Linked DNA regions of Mus musculus: region 2 is linked to region 1. A link is a loop called in an ENCODE intact Hi-C map of the cell type or tissue named here. Cell type or tissue: left cerebral cortex. All regions are shown on one strand.

Evidence for each region. Peaks named below come from ENCODE experiments on the same cell type or tissue, not always from the same donor. Only the 100,000 strongest peaks of a DNase experiment are listed, where the experiment ranks them.
Region 2: it touches region 1 in a loop (7-fold over the local background); 30 of 42 quality-filtered maps call a loop at or near these places.

What each region holds. Positions count from the first base shown.
Region 1 is chr15:38,296,515-38,304,514 of GRCm38, forward strand. Klf10 (Kruppel-like factor 10) reads right to left here and starts at 4,197. Exons shown (of 4, transcript NM_013692.3): 1 at 4,045-4,197; 2 at 1,108-1,338; 3 at 101-1,013. The coding sequence starts at 4,080. Gm35248 (a long non-coding RNA gene) reads left to right here and starts at 2,233. Exons shown (of 3, transcript XR_001781645.2): 1 at 2,233-2,307. In left cerebral cortex, CTCF peaks have their summits at 942 (motif pointing right) and 3,454; DNase peaks (open chromatin) are centred at 650, 950, 2,318, 2,739 and 5 more places; H3K4me3 peaks cover 4,416 bases; H3K27ac peaks cover 4,668 bases.
Region 2 is chr15:38,466,431-38,474,430 of GRCm38, forward strand. Gm41308 (a long non-coding RNA gene) reads left to right here and starts at 6,798. Exons shown (of 2, transcript XR_001781662.1): 1 at 6,798-8,000. In left cerebral cortex, a CTCF peak has its summit at 7,524 (motif pointing left); DNase peaks (open chromatin) are centred at 2,033, 3,328, 4,469, 5,753 and 3 more places; H3K4me3 peaks cover 1,911 bases; H3K27ac peaks cover 2,762 bases.

The sequences.
Region 1 (8,000 bases):
AAGACAATGAGTCATCTACCTCACCCTCCCTTGCATTTGTGTCCACAGTCTAACTCCACATACACACCCACTTCAAAGACAGAGCCCACTCGGTCAGTACCTGTGTGTGTCCTCACGTGGGCCTTCAGATGGGAACTTTTAAAGTAAGTCTTGCCACACCCTGGGTGGCTACAGATGTGACTTCTTACTCTGGACGAGTCAATCTGAGGAGTGACCCTTGCTGCTGAAGGAGAGAATCCAGGAGCAGGGGCAATGGGAGACAGTCTGGTGCCACTGGGGCTCACCACTGGAGGCCTTGGGCTCTGCACAACGGGCTGGGGTACCACAAACACGACGGTGCCCTCAGGCACCTGAGTGCCCATGAACAACACAGGTGAGCAGACAGCTGGTGGCTGGCTAGGAGGAGTGCTGGGGACAACTGTGCTAACAAGAGAGTTGTTGGCAGGAAGGGGAACCATCTGGCAGATGACAGGCAGGGGTGGCACTCCCCCAGTGGATACTGTAGGTGAAGACACCAGTACTGACTTCTGCACTGGGGACGAAGGAGCTGGCTGAGACCTACAAATTACTGTCTCTGAGGAAGGCACAGCAAAGTCATATAGTGCAGCGCCCGCCTTCTCATCACCATCGGACACTGTGCTGGGCTCAGGCTTGGATCTGTTTGGTGACACTGCAGCACAGGGTATGTTCTTTCGAGTAGCCTCAACATTTCCGTGGGTTCTTCTCCGGAAAGAATTGTCCTGATAGTTGAGGATGCTAGCTGCTTTCACGGGGCAGGACTGGTGGTTGCACAGTTGGGCATCAGCTGTGTGACGGATGACACTGGTGGCTTGAGCCTTAGGAAGAGGAGGGGCAGCTAAAGGATTCTTTTCCTCCTCTTTGAAAGGAGTGGCGCCTGGAGGCTTGGCAGCATCGGAGAAAGATTTGAAGTGGCCAGTAGATGGCGCTGATGCAGTCAGATTTGACCCTTGGGAGGGTTCGAAGTCAGAGGGGCTGTAAGGTGGCGTTAAACACTACAAATACAAACACAAGCAAGGAGAGGAATTAGAGGTCCATTATGTAAACTCTTAAAAAATGCTGTCACTTCTACCCACTGAAAATACTTACAAATGCTGGGACTGTCTGAAGGTCAGGCGTCCCTGGAAGCAAGCTGTCATCCTCGGAGGTATCAGACACTGGTGTGACAGGCCTGTTTTCAAGGTATTTCTTGAAATGAGACTTCCAGTCGCAGCTCATGGACATGAGCGCTTCCACCGCTTCAAAGTCACTCTGCTCAGCTTTGTCCCAGGGATGCATCCCCTCTCTGGGCTTTTCAGAAATTAGTTCCATTTTCCCCTCCTACAAAAACAAAAGTTGAAGCTAATCAGTTATCTGGTTATCCAAACCGCAGGAATGCCCAATGCTTGCTATTTTATTTCAAGGTTAAAGGCCACCTTATTACCAGTAAGGGAATTAAGACGAATGTCTTAAAATGTAATTTGACTTAAACTACTTCCAGGTTAAAGTGGTATCTAGTTACCTAAAGTCTGAAATTGGTAACTTCATCACATACGGTGGAGATTGAGTAAAATAAGTGGACACACACAAATACAGCCAGGCATGGTGGGATACATGTATAATCTCAGGAATGTGGAGGCCAAGAAGTTGGAAGTTGCATCTCAAAATGCAAAACACACAAAGCAACCAAAGAGGAAAAAAATATTTTATTTTGGTCAAGTCTCAATCTCTTAATATCTATGATTTTTATCAGATTTATTAAACACAATGCTTTTCTGTACCATAAGGGACCAGACAGGCATAAAATATGTTCTTGGGATATGCAAAAACAAACAAACAAAAAACCCCGAGTACAAGTTGGTTTTAATTTAATTAAAACATGATTTGATAACCGATCATGCTCTGTGTGCAACACCTTCGACCTAATGTCTCACATTAAAAGTTCCATGACCTGAATTTCAAAAGAATCACCAACCATCTCTACTTTCCTCTTAAAAAGAACTTCCAAATTCTTCTGGTTAAAGTAGAGGTTGCAAAAATTATGAAAAGCCTCATAAAGTGGGGGAGCCTGGAATATAAGGCTCCAGGCCAACTCTGGCTATATAACTAGTTCAGGGCCAGCCTGAACTCATAAAGACAAAGCAAAAACCTAATACATAAATAAAATGGCAATGATAATCTTAACGCTTTTCTAAAAATGCCTATCTTCCTGCTGAGTGTGGGAAAACAAGACACGGTTCTTGAAACATCACTAACAATGTAATTGCATAATCGTTCGCGCCTTTATGTAAGCTGCAATGGATGAAGACTGTAAGTGTAAAAAGCCTATAGTCACCAACTCAAAGAAAGAGGGGTGGGAAAAAAGGCAGCCAGGGGTGAAGAATGTGAGCCGGGAGGGGAAGCCGGGAGGGAGCGAAGAGCTGGTGCGAGGCAGGAAAGGGAAGCCGGGTGGAGGCAGAAGCGAGGCGGGGCGGGGCGGGGCGGGGCGCGGGAGGCCGGCGGGGGAGATCCTCGCTGGCGGGGACCGACCGATGGGGCCGCCCTAACCTCAATGAGGCTGGCGGGTGAGTCACCGGGAACACTGCCCGCCGCGCGCACGTCCCCGCGCCCCGCCCCTGCCATTGGCCGGCCGGCCCGCGGCCCGCGTCCGGATTGGCTGGGCGGGCAGGGTGGGGGCGCGAGGAGGAGGGGGCGAGGCATGTGAACAAAGCGTGATCAGCGACTGCTCCGGGCGGCGCAGGAAACGTGAACTGGGAATTGCCGCGCCGTCACCTTTCCCCTACTTCCTGAGCACGGGCCCCCGCCCCCGCTCGGCCGGGGAGGGGCCGCGGGCGCCGCCGCCAACCGCTCGCCAGTGCGCGCCGGGCGGCGCGAGGGCTGGGCGGTGTCGGCTCCCGAGTCGCCCGCCCCTTCCACCTCCTCCGAGCCGCGGTTCCCTTAGGAACCGACAGCAGGGCCGGGCCTCGTTCCCGCCCCTGGCGGAGGCCGGGGCTGGGTCACTCGGGGACGAGAAGCTCCCCGGGTGCACCCGTTCGCCGCCCATCCCTGGCCTCCGCCTCGGCTGCGGGAGGTGGGGCCGGGTCCCCGCGGAAGCCCGACCGCCGCCCTCCTCCTGCTCGCCGCCTCCGGGGAGCGGCCGGAGCCTGGGGCACTCCGCCCACTCGGCCCGCGGGACCTCAGCCTACCCGCATCTGCAGCATTCGTCCGACTGCTGTTTCCGGCAGCCTGAGCCCCCGCAAGCAGTCTCTGCAGGCTCCCAGACGTGCGGCGCCCACAGCACGGGCTCCAGGCGCGCGGCCCCACGGTTCCCGCCTCGACACGCGGCCCCCGCGTCTCGCGGTCCCGACTCCCCCGCCAAGCTGTCGGGCTCCAAGGCAGGACCCTGCCCCCTGCCAAGAGTAATCTATAGGCAGCCACCTGCCTCCGCCTCGGATGGGGAGTCCCCTCCCGACGTCTGCGGGGGCGCCGCGGCTCCCCTGGCGGCCGCAGAGTCCGCGTGCCTTCCATACCCCGCGCGAAGCCGGCCATCCCCTCCCCCAGCCCCGGGCTAGCCCAGCCCCGCGGTCTCCACCTGGCAGGGTTTCCCCCTCCCCCGAAGAGCAGGCGCCCTCCTCTCGGCTAGGCAGACCGTGAGTAGTCCTTGTCACCCCGGGTCGCATTCCTGGTGCAGACAGGGGCATCTCCCGCCAGAGCCAGGTGCAGGGCGCCCCCTCCATCTAAACCGCGCTTCCAGGGAGACAGCCCCTCCAGCTCACTCGTCTCCTGGGGTCTCCCTGAGAGTCCTCCTTGTCTCCTGGATACCCAGGATCGCTCTCCCCTGGTCCAGGTCCCAGGCTTCTTCCGACCCTTTTTTTTTTTTTTTTTTTTTTTTTTTTTTTTTGCACATGCCCTCGATGATATTCCAGCCTGCAGGGAGGAAATCCCTTGCAAGACCCCGCTGCAGCCTGGGTTCTCAGGCGTGGCTTATTTAGGGGCTCATGCTTCGCGCTCCGGCTGGCTCCCCTACACTGACCGGCAGGAAAGGACCAGCATCCTCAGGTAACTTACCGAAGCTTGCTGGAGAGAAGCGCCGAAGTTGAGCATGGTTGGCTGCCTGGCCGCAGGTCGCGAGCTGCCTGGCTGCTGGCTGCTTAGTTAGCCACAGACGGGAGCACTGAGACACTAGACGTCGACGCCACCGCGCTCCGCGCTGTCTGCCCCCCTCCCCGTGCAGGTAGCCGCTCTGCCTGCCCCGCGCCGCGGGCGGGGTAGAGGGCGGGGCCTAGTGTCGACCAATCAGCGGCAAAGGTGTGTGAGGCCTCAGCCAATGAGCTGGCAGAGCCACGCGTGATCAGCGGCTGCCCGGCTGCAAGAGGCTCTGTCAGTGGAGCGTGTACACAACCCGAGGCACCGTGTTCCCTCGGTCCAGCCCCGGGGAACTCCGGGGACCACCTGACTCCGTGACGCCCCTCGCCCAACCCTAGCCTTCAGTCCTCCGCCCATGCCCGGGGGCGGCGCCGGCGGCGGGGCATAGCTGGGAGGCGCGGTGGCGGCGACTAGGCTTTGCGGAGAGCCGGCCCCACGTGGGGGGTGGGAAGGGAAGCCCGCTCCGCCCAGTCCCCTTCGCGCCCACAGCGTCTGGGCCCGCCAGGGAGTGGGCGGGACCCCGAGCAGGAGGCGGAGGCGGAGGCTGCGAGCGCGGCTCCGAGCCACCAGACGTTCTTTGGCAGCGTGGTTCTCGTGGGTCTTGCGTGGAAGCAAGGGATGGATGAACCACTGAGCGGCATTTCTGAGCATTTGCCGGGTTTTGTCACTCTAAGCCGGAGGACTGGGGAGAACCAGGGCGAGATGGTGGCGGCGGGAGCCCTGTCACGGAACAGACACCTGCTCGCACTCACCGCCCACGCCCAAGGCGGCAGGCGCTGGCTCGTCCTCCCATCTGCAGCACAGGCACTAGCAGCAGGGCCCGCCTCTGCGCGTCCCTCCCGTCCTTCTGGGCGGTTGGAGTGGGGACTAAGGGAAGCCGGTACCAAAGAGCTAGTGGCGTGGCAGGGAGCCCCAGACCCGACGCTCGGTGGCAGAATCGAGTTTGAGTTTGATGTAGTTGAAGTTTAAAATACAATGTTCGAGCTATTTCCAAGGTGGACTCCACTTCCCCCACCCGCGGGACCACAGTCTTCGCCGACGCCCTACCAAGAAACCGCTTGAGGGGATGGGGTGAGGAAAGCATGCTTGCAGGTGGGATTCCTGACCCGGTCAAACATCGAGTTCCTGTCCCTGCCCCCTCCACCGCTCCAGGGATTGAGGGCAAGCTGAGCTTCTTAGGGAAGCCAGCTTGTGGGTGCAGCAGCCCGGCTGAGGCTGTAGCCTCCTAGTCTGAGAGCTCTTGGCTCCTCGTTGGCGCCCTATTGCCCCGCCCCCTCGCCCGTTTGTGCGGGTTCACGGCAGCTGTTGGAGCCGGAGGGAGTGATAACGGGGCTTAAAGCAAACTAGAGATTTTTATCTTCTCCCTGGGACAGGCAGATCATGAGACAAAAGTCACTGCCCTCCTGTGGGCTTTTTCAGCCTGCTGGGCTAAAAGGGCTAAAGCAGGTGCCCTTTCTCAGTCACCACAGACTAGGTAAAGGAGGGAATTTGTTTTAGAGGCCTCCAGCTCTACCAACATCTATCTGATGGTTCCTTCTGGTATACCTAAAGCCAGCCAGCAACAAATGTAATGATAATAACGTGGGCCAGAGAAGCCCTGGGTGGGGGTGGGAGTGGGGGAAGATGACTGAATGGCCTCCTGTCACTGCCTGCTCTGAATCCGCTGGAGGAGCGCCAACTCAGCAACCCAGGCAGCTCTTCCTGCCTCTCTCCACCCGGTGCCCTGCTTCTGTCTGCAGGAGTGTCCTTCCCTGCAGGCTTCCTTCCGCTTGGGCTGGCCCATCCTGTTGATCTGAGTCTGAAGGGCTGGAGCAGCTGGCCTGGGCACCTGCTGCAGCGCAGGAAGCTCTTGTGTGTGCCCAGTGGCAGGCCTGCCTGCCTGCCTTCCTGTCAGGGAGCCGCCTCCGGGAGAGGTCACAGCCAGACCCACCAAGCCTGAACCCTGTGTCTGGCGTGGTGCCCCCACACCCACTCTGCAGGCTGAGTTGTAAGGAGCGTTTGGGACTTGGAGTGATCACAGCAGGAAAGAGGAGAGAAAGGGGTAGGAGAAACTGGGTAGTGGTGACCTGGAGATTCAGAGAAAGCCTTCCCCAGGCACTTCAGACCTAATATCGCCAAATCTAAAACTCCTCTTTCTTTGTGGTCTTAAGGGGTGATCATTGCCAGTCTAGCCACAGTTGCCTCCCTCCCTCAAAAACTTAAGTGAGATCTAGTTAGTCCCCAGCTCTAGACAGCTTTGCCTCAGAAACACCTACTTACTGTTTGTTTTACAAGGTACTCTGTCTGCCTGTCTTCACCCCCCTCCCCCCATTTTGTCTTCAGTAACAGGGTCTCACTATGCAGCCCTGGCTGGCTGACAAATTCTGTGTAGCCCTGGCTACCTAGACAACCCTCCTGCCACAGCCTCCCAAGTACTGGGCTAATGGGCACCAGGCAGGCACTTGGCTCAGTGTTTCACCTCTAGCTTGCACGAAGCTATTTCTGTCTGTAATCCCAGGACATCCACCCACATCACAACTTGTTTTCCAGAGCCCAGATGCCATGCTTAAACTTAAGATCACAACAATCCCTACTTAAATAAATTACCTTTGTCTATTGTTATCGGGAGATAAAAGGCTACCCCTTTATGAGCTAGGGGTCTCCAGCTACTCATTCAACTTTTCAGCCTTTTAGTAAGTTCTTCCCTTGCCCAGAGCCATCATACAGTGCATACATCTCCATGCCACACCCCCATTCAATAAGCACTGTCCTTCAGGCCTCTGTTCACTGATGCATTCAACCAATGTTATTGAGCATCTGCGTATTCTAGGCCGGCCAGTAGACTGGTCTCGAGCTCTTGAATCTTCTGCCTTTATCTGCCAACTACTGGGATCACAAGGGTGTGCCACATGGGAGGCTAAGACAAGATTGTCATAAATGAGACCAGCCTGGGCTACATAGTTTCAGGTGGAGACTGACTACTGAAGAATTTACAGGCTATGGAATGACACAAGACTTGGTGCAAAGAGAGGCTAGACTCTCTTGGAAGAGATGCTTTTTTTTTTTTTTTCTGAAGGCCCCTTTTCTCTCTGGTTTCAGTGTTTCCTTGCCATGTTGGTGAAGCCTTCCTTGATAGCTCCAGGCTGAATTATTTGCCTGCCTCTCCTCCAAAGCAATGTTATAAGTAAGGAGATATATATATATATATATATATATATATATATATATATATATATGTTATTGCAAAACCCTTTTATAGTATTGAATCCTGCCCACACCCCACTCAGATCTAAACTCCTATAAGACAGTGGTCATTTCATAATGTCCCTTCATATATACACTCAAGCTGGCCTGGAACTCTCAGCAAGCCTCCTGCCTCAGCTCCTGAAGTGCTGTGATCACCGACATGAGCTGTTGTGCCCAGTTCCATAGTTATCTTTCTTATTTACTATTTGTTCTTTAATAGGTACTTGATACATTTTTCCCAATGAATTAAATAAAATACTAGATTGTTTCTGAAGACCCCATGGGATTGCAGACAATGTGGGCCAATATGTGAGTGGAAGTACGAGTCCTTCCAAACCCTTCTCTTAGATTGTGCTGTTACAAGGCCCTTCATAGATGTAGTCATCTTGGGCATGAATAAGAGAGGAGACTTAATTTGGCTGTAGGAAGTGATACCTCAGATGCTGACCCTTATTGCTAATGGTGTTGGTTTCCCTTCAGTCAGAATATTGAAGATAGAGACTCCCCAGTTCAGATACTGATCTTAGAACACATTGTACCTACCAGCGAGCTTCTCTTTGCTCTGTACAGTCACCAAGTCTCATCCTTGTTCATCCCTTTTTGGCTGTACCACATGTCAGGCATTAGTGAACACTGGAGAACCATCATAAAAA
Region 2 (8,000 bases), 170 kb after region 1:
ACACGCGTGCGCGCGCGCGCGCACACACACACACACACACACACACACACACACACACACACACACAGAGTCTCTGTCCATTGCTCCTAGCACAAAGCTCTGAAGGCTTATCCTTTCTTGGATGGCATTGGTGACAGTATTTCTCTCCTGCCACTTGGGAATTTTCTGGGTTCTATAAATGTCTTTTCTTCTAAGGAGTCTTGCAGTCTCAGGAGCTGCTCTCCAGAGAGTCCAGGCCGTGATTGGAAGTTGGGACTTTCAGTTGCAGCTGGAAACACAGGCAATAATGAAGCCTGTAATGGCAGTGAAGGCTCTCTGAGAAATCCCTGGACAGTGAGCACGGGAGAGTTCCAGGGGATGCTGCAGGCCTAAAGTCAACAAAGGCATGCACATTCACCATCGCTTTCTTTGTACTTAGCTCTACACACCTTTTCCACCGGAGTTCATCTGTGTTCTTGATGTGTGGTCTTGAGAGTCCCTTATAACCCTTGCCCCCACCCTTTAATCCCTTTAAACAGACACATGCGGATGCTTGCCTGAGTTTGTGATCACGCCTCAGAAGGGGTCAGCTTATAGACCAGCTGGTAGACATTCTGGAAGTGAGTCTCCTATTGGTATCTGAAGGAGGGCACAATTTTATAATACTGAGCCTTTAACTTATAGGACCTGACTTCATTCCTGGTAGACAGTGTCAGAAAAGAATTTTAACTGCAGTGCCCTAGCTGGTGCTGGAGAACTGGTTATTGTGGAAAATCCCAACATGTGGTCAAAGACTGTGAGTAGAGTATTGTTTTTCTCTTTTACGTAAAACAAATTATCTCTGTTTTACAAGTTAACAAAGCAAAAACAGGCTGTAGAGCTGGTCCATCAGTCAAGGACATTGCTCTCCCAGTGAACCCAGTTCCCAGCACCCACATGGTAGCTCACAACTGTTTGGAACTCCAGTTCTGAGAATCAACACCTCTTCTAGCCTTTAAAGGTACTACACATAGTACAGGCAAGACACCCATGTAAATAAATAAAAAAAAAATAACAGAAAAGCAAAAACCATGGCTCAAAAAAAAAGCACATGGCCCAAGGTGACAGCGCTTGTTTATGAAGGGACACTGCCTGTCTACTTCATTAGATAGTCAAGTCTGACAGCAGAATTCTAGTGGGGTGGCAAACACTAAGCAGGGACCCCAACCCTTCGGAGGCAGACCTGTCCCCTCAATCATCACTTCTAACATCTGTGGCGATGTAGACTTTTGCCATGTGACTATCAGAAATTCAGTTGTCTCATAGTTTTTGTTTGTTTGGTTTTTTCGAGACGGTTTCTCTGTGTAGCCCTGGCTGTCCTGGAACTCACTTTGTAGACCAGGCTGGCCTCGAACTCAGAAATTTGCCTGCCTCTGCCTCCCAAGTGCTGGGATTAAAGGCGTGCACCACCACTGCCTGGCCAGTTATCTCATAGTTTATCTCAGCCTTAACACACTTGTTCTTGAGAAGCCCTTTATTGTGCATACGAGCAACTGCACTTTTACATTATTATTACTATCATTAACAGTATTATAGAATAATACTGTTAATGATAGTAATAATAATAATAATAGGGGTGATGGGGTCTTGCATATGCTGAACCCATGATTTCCTAGTTAGCTACAACCTAGCCCCAGGAATCTTATAATTAAAATTTAGTAGCACCCCCACCCTCCCTTCATTTTCAAGATGTAGACTTACACTGGCCCTTTACCACAGCTAGTGAGCTCAGCGGGCCAGGCTCACTATGCTCCTGAAGGGCTGAGTATCGGTGAGGTGCAGCCACATTGCACTGGCTCCCTGCCCTGGATCCAACTACATAGGTAAGCATCTAGCTCTCTGATTTGATTGGTCACTGTGGTCAACGGTGAAGTGGAAAATGCTGGGCTGTTTGATCAGACAAGGAAGAGTTGGTGGGGTTCAAAGGCCCAGATAAGGTTGTCTTGTAAGCAGTCACAGCAAAGAGGAAGCTCTGTCAGAAACAAAGAATGCTTCCAAGGGCAGATTGCAGGCAAGAGGGGGCCAGAGCTGGCAGCTAACTCACTTCCTCCAGGAGGCCCGGCAAGAGTGAGCTGCACAGATGAAGTTCTTTCTTCTCGGAACATGAAACACAGCAGGGCAAGCCAGGCATGTTAGGAGTCATGTGGAGGTCTCAGGGCCATTCAAACTTACTGGAGCAAACAGCTCTACACAGAGTAGGTAAGTGTCACCTGGGCTGGGCCCAAGGCAGAAGTGGGAGAAGCTGCTTCCAAAGAGCTTGGGCTCTGAGCCTGGATAATGCAGAAGCTACAAGTTGTGCAGTCTTTCTTACACCTACACTTGATCCAAAGCGAACCCTCAGTGATCCAGCCCACGATGTTCCCTGAAGGGCGACCTAGGGCCTTGACCCCTCCCACTTTCCAGACCATCTCTGGACACTATTTCTTCCTCTGATGTCACGTCTGGTCCCAGATCAGCAAATTAGACACCTTTGTTTCCCAAGAGCTGCCATTCTTAAGTCTTCTTCAGGAAAAAAGAAGAAGAAGGAGGAGGAGGAGGAGGAGGAGGAGGAGGAGGAGGAGGATGAGGAGGGTGGGTAGGGGATGGGGGGTGGGGGAACACTTCCTAGAAGTCTAGTTCAATGCTATTTCCAACTAGATTGGATTGTCAGAAATGAGCCGCCCACCCTTGAAAAGCACACTGGGGAAAAGGCTGCCCAAACGCAGTAGGTGCACCCTGCCTGAAGTCTAGGTGAAAGTCTCCCAGGGCAAGGGGAAGCTCACACAGTCCCTGTCAAGACATCAATGACGTTTTGCCAGGACAGATCCAGACTGGTTCTGAAAGCCCAGCTGTTGTCCTGCTCCTGCCTACAAGGGGAGACACAGACACCTCCCTCCCCAGACTGGCACCATTAATTAAGTGGTGGCTCTGAGAAAAACAGCAAGTGAAATCCAGGAAAGCGGCTCAGCATGAACTCCCGCTGGGGCCCACAGTCTTACTCATCCCGGTCCCAGATGGATCTTAGAGGCGCGGGTCTAGGGGAGAAAACCAAGCGCCTGTAGACATTTGCTGTCCTCCGTGTCCTGGCTCCTCCTCACCCTGCCTTCCTGTTTGCCCTGGTAAGGGAAAACTGCTGGAGTTAGAGAAGCTTCCAGAAGGTGCATGTTTCTTATGGTTTTTCCTTGACTGTTCCATTTCTGGCTGGAGAAGAGTTAGGCCTTGTGCCTTCTGGGTAAGTATTCTACCACGAAGCATCATCTTCTGTCCCCAGAGCTCATGTTTTGCTTTCCTTGTGCCTCCCAGACACAGAGCCGCCTCTCTGATTGGCTACTGGGCAGACGCGGAGGCAGCTCAAAGCACCCAGACATGCCTAGCCTTGCTACCCATTGGAAGGCCAGATTATTCTACAAATGTAGGGCTTCAGTGGAAAGTTTAATCCATCCCCCCACTCCCCACACACACACACACACACACACACACACACACACACACACACACACTCCTAAGAACTAGACCTGCAGTAGGCAAACACTCTACCACCAAGCCACATCCTCAGCTTTTGGAAACTTGCTTTGGGATGAAGAATTAAGTCCTCCAGTGATTTTTTTTTTTTTTTTTACATATTCCCATAATTCTTCTCTTCTTTTTCGTGCCTTTCAATCATAGCATTACTGCCCCGATTAACAGGAAAGCCACCTGCCAGCTAATACCAGGGCCTGGAAACGATTTATCTTTGTACATTCATCTCCTTTAGCTGAGGAAGGGTGCCTCCCTACCTCCCCAGTTGACTACAGGGTCTGCAACCCACGGAGAGTAAGGTGAGTGAGGCCCCAGCCCTTCTGGTATGATCCTAAACAAGCAAGGCCAGGCCCCCAGCAGTAGGCCTTATTCAAAGCTGACCCCAGCAAAGGGCTGGAGGCCAAGTCTCAGCCTTAGTGGTCCCCTGGCACCCAAGGGCTGAGAGAGGTCTCCCAGGGCAGTCCATTTCCTGCTTCTAGAAACTTGGCCTGGGGCCTTTCCCAGCAAGGACCCGCCTTTCCTCTCCTCCCGCCCTCGGGGCGGATCTAGCCTCGCCACCCAGGGCGGGCTGCAGCTTGTGGCCCGGGGCAGCGGGCTTCCAAGGCGCCCAGCTACCCCGCGGGGTGACATTGGCCCTCCCTTCTCCCTCGGCCTCATGACTTCTGGTAAAGGCCCCGTTAGTCCCCACCCACCTCCCACCTCCGCCCTCCGCCGCAGCCGGACTGGTGAGGACCGCGCCTCCCCGGGAGGCTGTGCTCTCCCCCGCCCCTGGCAGCAAGCTGCGCTTCGGAAACTGTTGACTCAGAGGGTGGCCTGGCGGCCAGCGTCTGATGTCAGCCTGGAGCCCGGCCGCGCCGGGGAAGCCAAGGAGATGCACGGTGCGGGTGCGGGCGCCCGGCCCGGTGGGCGCCGTAGGGACGGCGCTGCAGCGAAGCTGGCGGGCTGCGGCTGCCGGGGCGCCCGTGACTCACGATGCGTCACGGAGCAGATGCCCGCAGCGGCTCGAGGCTCCCGGCTGCTGCTGACTCATCAGAAAGCTGTGCGCGGCCCGGGTGGCTTTGGGGCGCCCGGAGCCGGAAAACCCCCATGAAAAGGCTGGGGCGCGGGCGGGCACTGCAGCGGGGAGCCGCATGGCTGGCAGCTGCTCGAGCCACCTGCAGCGCAGCCTTCTGCGAGCGACCAAGACACACACAGAGACAGATGGACAAAACTGTTCCTAGGTGTCCACTGGCTGGGGTGTTACCCAAGGTCGCTGGTGTTTGGTCCCGTCTTTAGACTTGAAGGTCTGTTTGGGAAGAGCAGAGCAGCAGCACACCGGGGACTGGATCCGTGCCTTCCTGGCCTCACTCTTACCCTAGCCCTCTCTAGGGAAGCCACACTGCGGCTGTGGACACCACTTGCTGGCTCAGAGCCTGGCTCCAGATCTTTCCTGTCAATGATGGCTGGCCACAAGGCCCTGTGGCACTCAGGAAATGCAGCCAGGGGTCAGAGAATTCTCAGAAAAGGGTGTGGATCTGGAGGGATTGTCTGTGTGGTGTCCACCCTGTCCTAAACTGGGACAAATGCTCTAAAGATACTTGAGGAGCCTCAATGCAAGGCTTTCCACCCCAGATAGGGCAATACTGCAAGATGAAATAGGATTTCATAGGCATGCACATACAGGATAACCTGCACCCGAAGTAGTCATGGGAAGGGGCGGAGGTCTGTGTGGAACACAGCCGCAGAAACCCTGGTGGGCTGGCGTTAAGGTGGGGGCTTTGGTAGAAATGTGGACAGGTGGAGGAAAGGCATTCCAAACACCTAAACGCCCTAGGAAACGGGAGGGTAAATTTTAGAATCAGCAAGCAGTCCCTTTTGCTCGGAACCCCAGAGCATTAGCTGCTCCAGCCTAGCAGCATAGATGTGGCACTTAGAATCACCACGGTGCCCCAGAAGGACCTGGAGCAAACTCCAGTCTGCCCACTGCCCCTGGCAGGTAGTCACGTGCATTCCCAGATGGGTCCCTTCCAAGAACCCCACGTCCTGCTCAGCCACGGCTGCAGGAACCTCAGCTTTGGATGTCTTTTTATGACTTGGCGCCGAGTGCAGATCGCAGATCGATCCTTTTTAGTCCATACTTCACACTTTTCCTGTTCTGTCCTTCAGTCACTGTACTGACCTACACCATCAGGTCTCAACTGACAGCACTTTGGAATTATTTAGAGGTGCTTTGGAAACTGTACAGGTGTGGCATGAGACTTCCCTCCTGAAAATATGGTCTCACGGACCCACTGATTGAGGTGAGTCACCACCAAGTCGGTGTCAGCCGGGAACTTAGAGCTGGATCTCCTGGCCTTCGGAGTCCTCATCTCTGGTAAGACGGTATGGGAGCTAGGAGGCCGACAGGAACATTTGGACTCCCCGTGACTTATGTTTTTGCCAGGCATGCGCCCTGCTGCTGAAGCCAAAGGTTCTAACAGGAAGGCACCTAAGATAGCCTTCTGGCGGTGATAAACTGTGAACCTCCCTGGGGGGTTAACCCCCTATGACAATGGCAGTCAAGTCACACCCCCATGCATTCTTAGGCACCAGGTACAGAGGGTGGGAGCTGGGAATCTTGCGGTAAATTCTCCATCAGTGTTCAGCACAGGGTTGGACAATTTTCCCTTGATCCTGATTTACTAGTAACTTTGAAATTTTAGAGGCTTCCCCGAGTTTACCCCACTTCCTGTCCACTGGGCTAAAGATATCACCGTATTTAAATGTGGCTTAATTAGGCTGCTCTGCTGCAAGGCAGAGGACACTGGTTACTAAGTGTGAAGGCTCAAGCACTACAGGAAGAACTGCTTGACATATTGAAAGGACTCATGGTCTGCAAACGGAGAAAGTTCCTCATGTGCCCCAGATCTGGTCACAACCAAGCAGTGTGGTTTCCGTTTGTCAGCTTAAGAAACAGGCCCTAGGAGGGCACTAACCCTAGGAGGGCAGCAAATGGCCAAGCTGGAACTGGGACCAGCCAGTATTAAAACAAACAGGACAACTCAGTGACCTTTGGCTCTAAGGTCTTGGGACTTTTTGCTTTGCTGGTATAGGTCCCTAATCCCAAGGAGTTTGGTGTTGAACTCAAGAAAGCCTGTGATTGAAAAGCAGCTAGCACACAGTAGTTTTTTTTTCCCCTGAGGGATGAGAGAGGCAGGGAGGGTAGAGGGCAAGCGAACTGTCAAGGTCCTTGGGAAATGCCTTGTTATAGCTAGACTTCCTTGGAAGCTGATGGTAGGCATTCTGGCAATTGCACCCCCCCCCCCCCCCCCCGCCTCGCCCCGGGTCCGAAAACCTCTCGGTGTTTGGATTTGCAGGTCGGGGTAGATGGATGGGCGGGACAGTTCAGGTTCTCAAATTGTAGATTAGGAAATTGAGGGACTCAGCCCCCACCGTCAGATTTACTGCAATGCATGAAGTCCATCTAGTCCAGTGCAATAATTCTTACTCGTCTAGTGACTGTGGGCAGGACCTGTGGCCTGGCCCCCATCCCAGGCAAGGCTCTGAAGCGGGAAGAGGAACCAAAAGCTAAGCTCGTTCTTGGAGAATGCACGCGGGGACGCAGAGCTGGGAGCTGGGGCGCCCGTTTCCCCTCCCCGAGGAACGCGAACTGCCCCAGGTGCCCCAAAGCTCAACCTCCCCCACCCGTCCCTGGCGCGCCCTGAGTCTCGGCGGTCACGTCTCCCCATCCGGCTCCAAAGTGCGAGCCAGATGCAGCCCGGCCAGCGGGTGGGAAGGCTGCGCCAGGGGCAGGCACGGGAGTGGTCCCCAGCCCTGCCGTGCCCCAGTCGGCAGGGGCGAGGTCGCCGCGAGGCAGGCAACGCCCCAGCAGGGCGCTCCTGGGGCACCAGGGCGGGGAGGGGCGGGGCTGGGGAAGCCTCCAGGCCGCGCCCCCGAGCGCCGCGGGGCCCCTGTTGCTGGGGAGAAAAGCGCGCCCGGCCCCGCCCCGAGCCCGCGGGCGCAGCGCCCTCTGCTGGTAAGGCCTCAGAACTACGCAGATACCCTGTCGACCTAAACTGGGGAGAAGGGTCACCATCATCTTAGGGAAAAAGGAAGAAAATAACTAGATTAAAAAATGAGCCGTGCGCGTTACAGGACATTTTGAAAGGTGACGAAGTTATGCCTATTTTTTTCTAGAAAAAGCTCTCTGCAAATTTATATGTATGTTTTTGTTTTTATACAGGGTCTTATATAGCCCAGGCTGGCCTTGAACTCTGGATCCTCCTTGCCTGAGCATCTGAGCTCTGTGATTACAGGTATTTGCCATCGGACACTCCTAGATGATTGGTTTAGGAAAAATCCAGAGACGTTTTTAGTCATGTGGATGCTCAAAAAACATTTGTTTCTATAGAAATAGGATCAAGACTTACCCAGCTAGAATCACCATTTTTAAAATTGTATTATTTATTTATTTATTTATTTATTTTTACCATGCTAATGTTTCTATGTGGTTCCCTGGTTGTGAG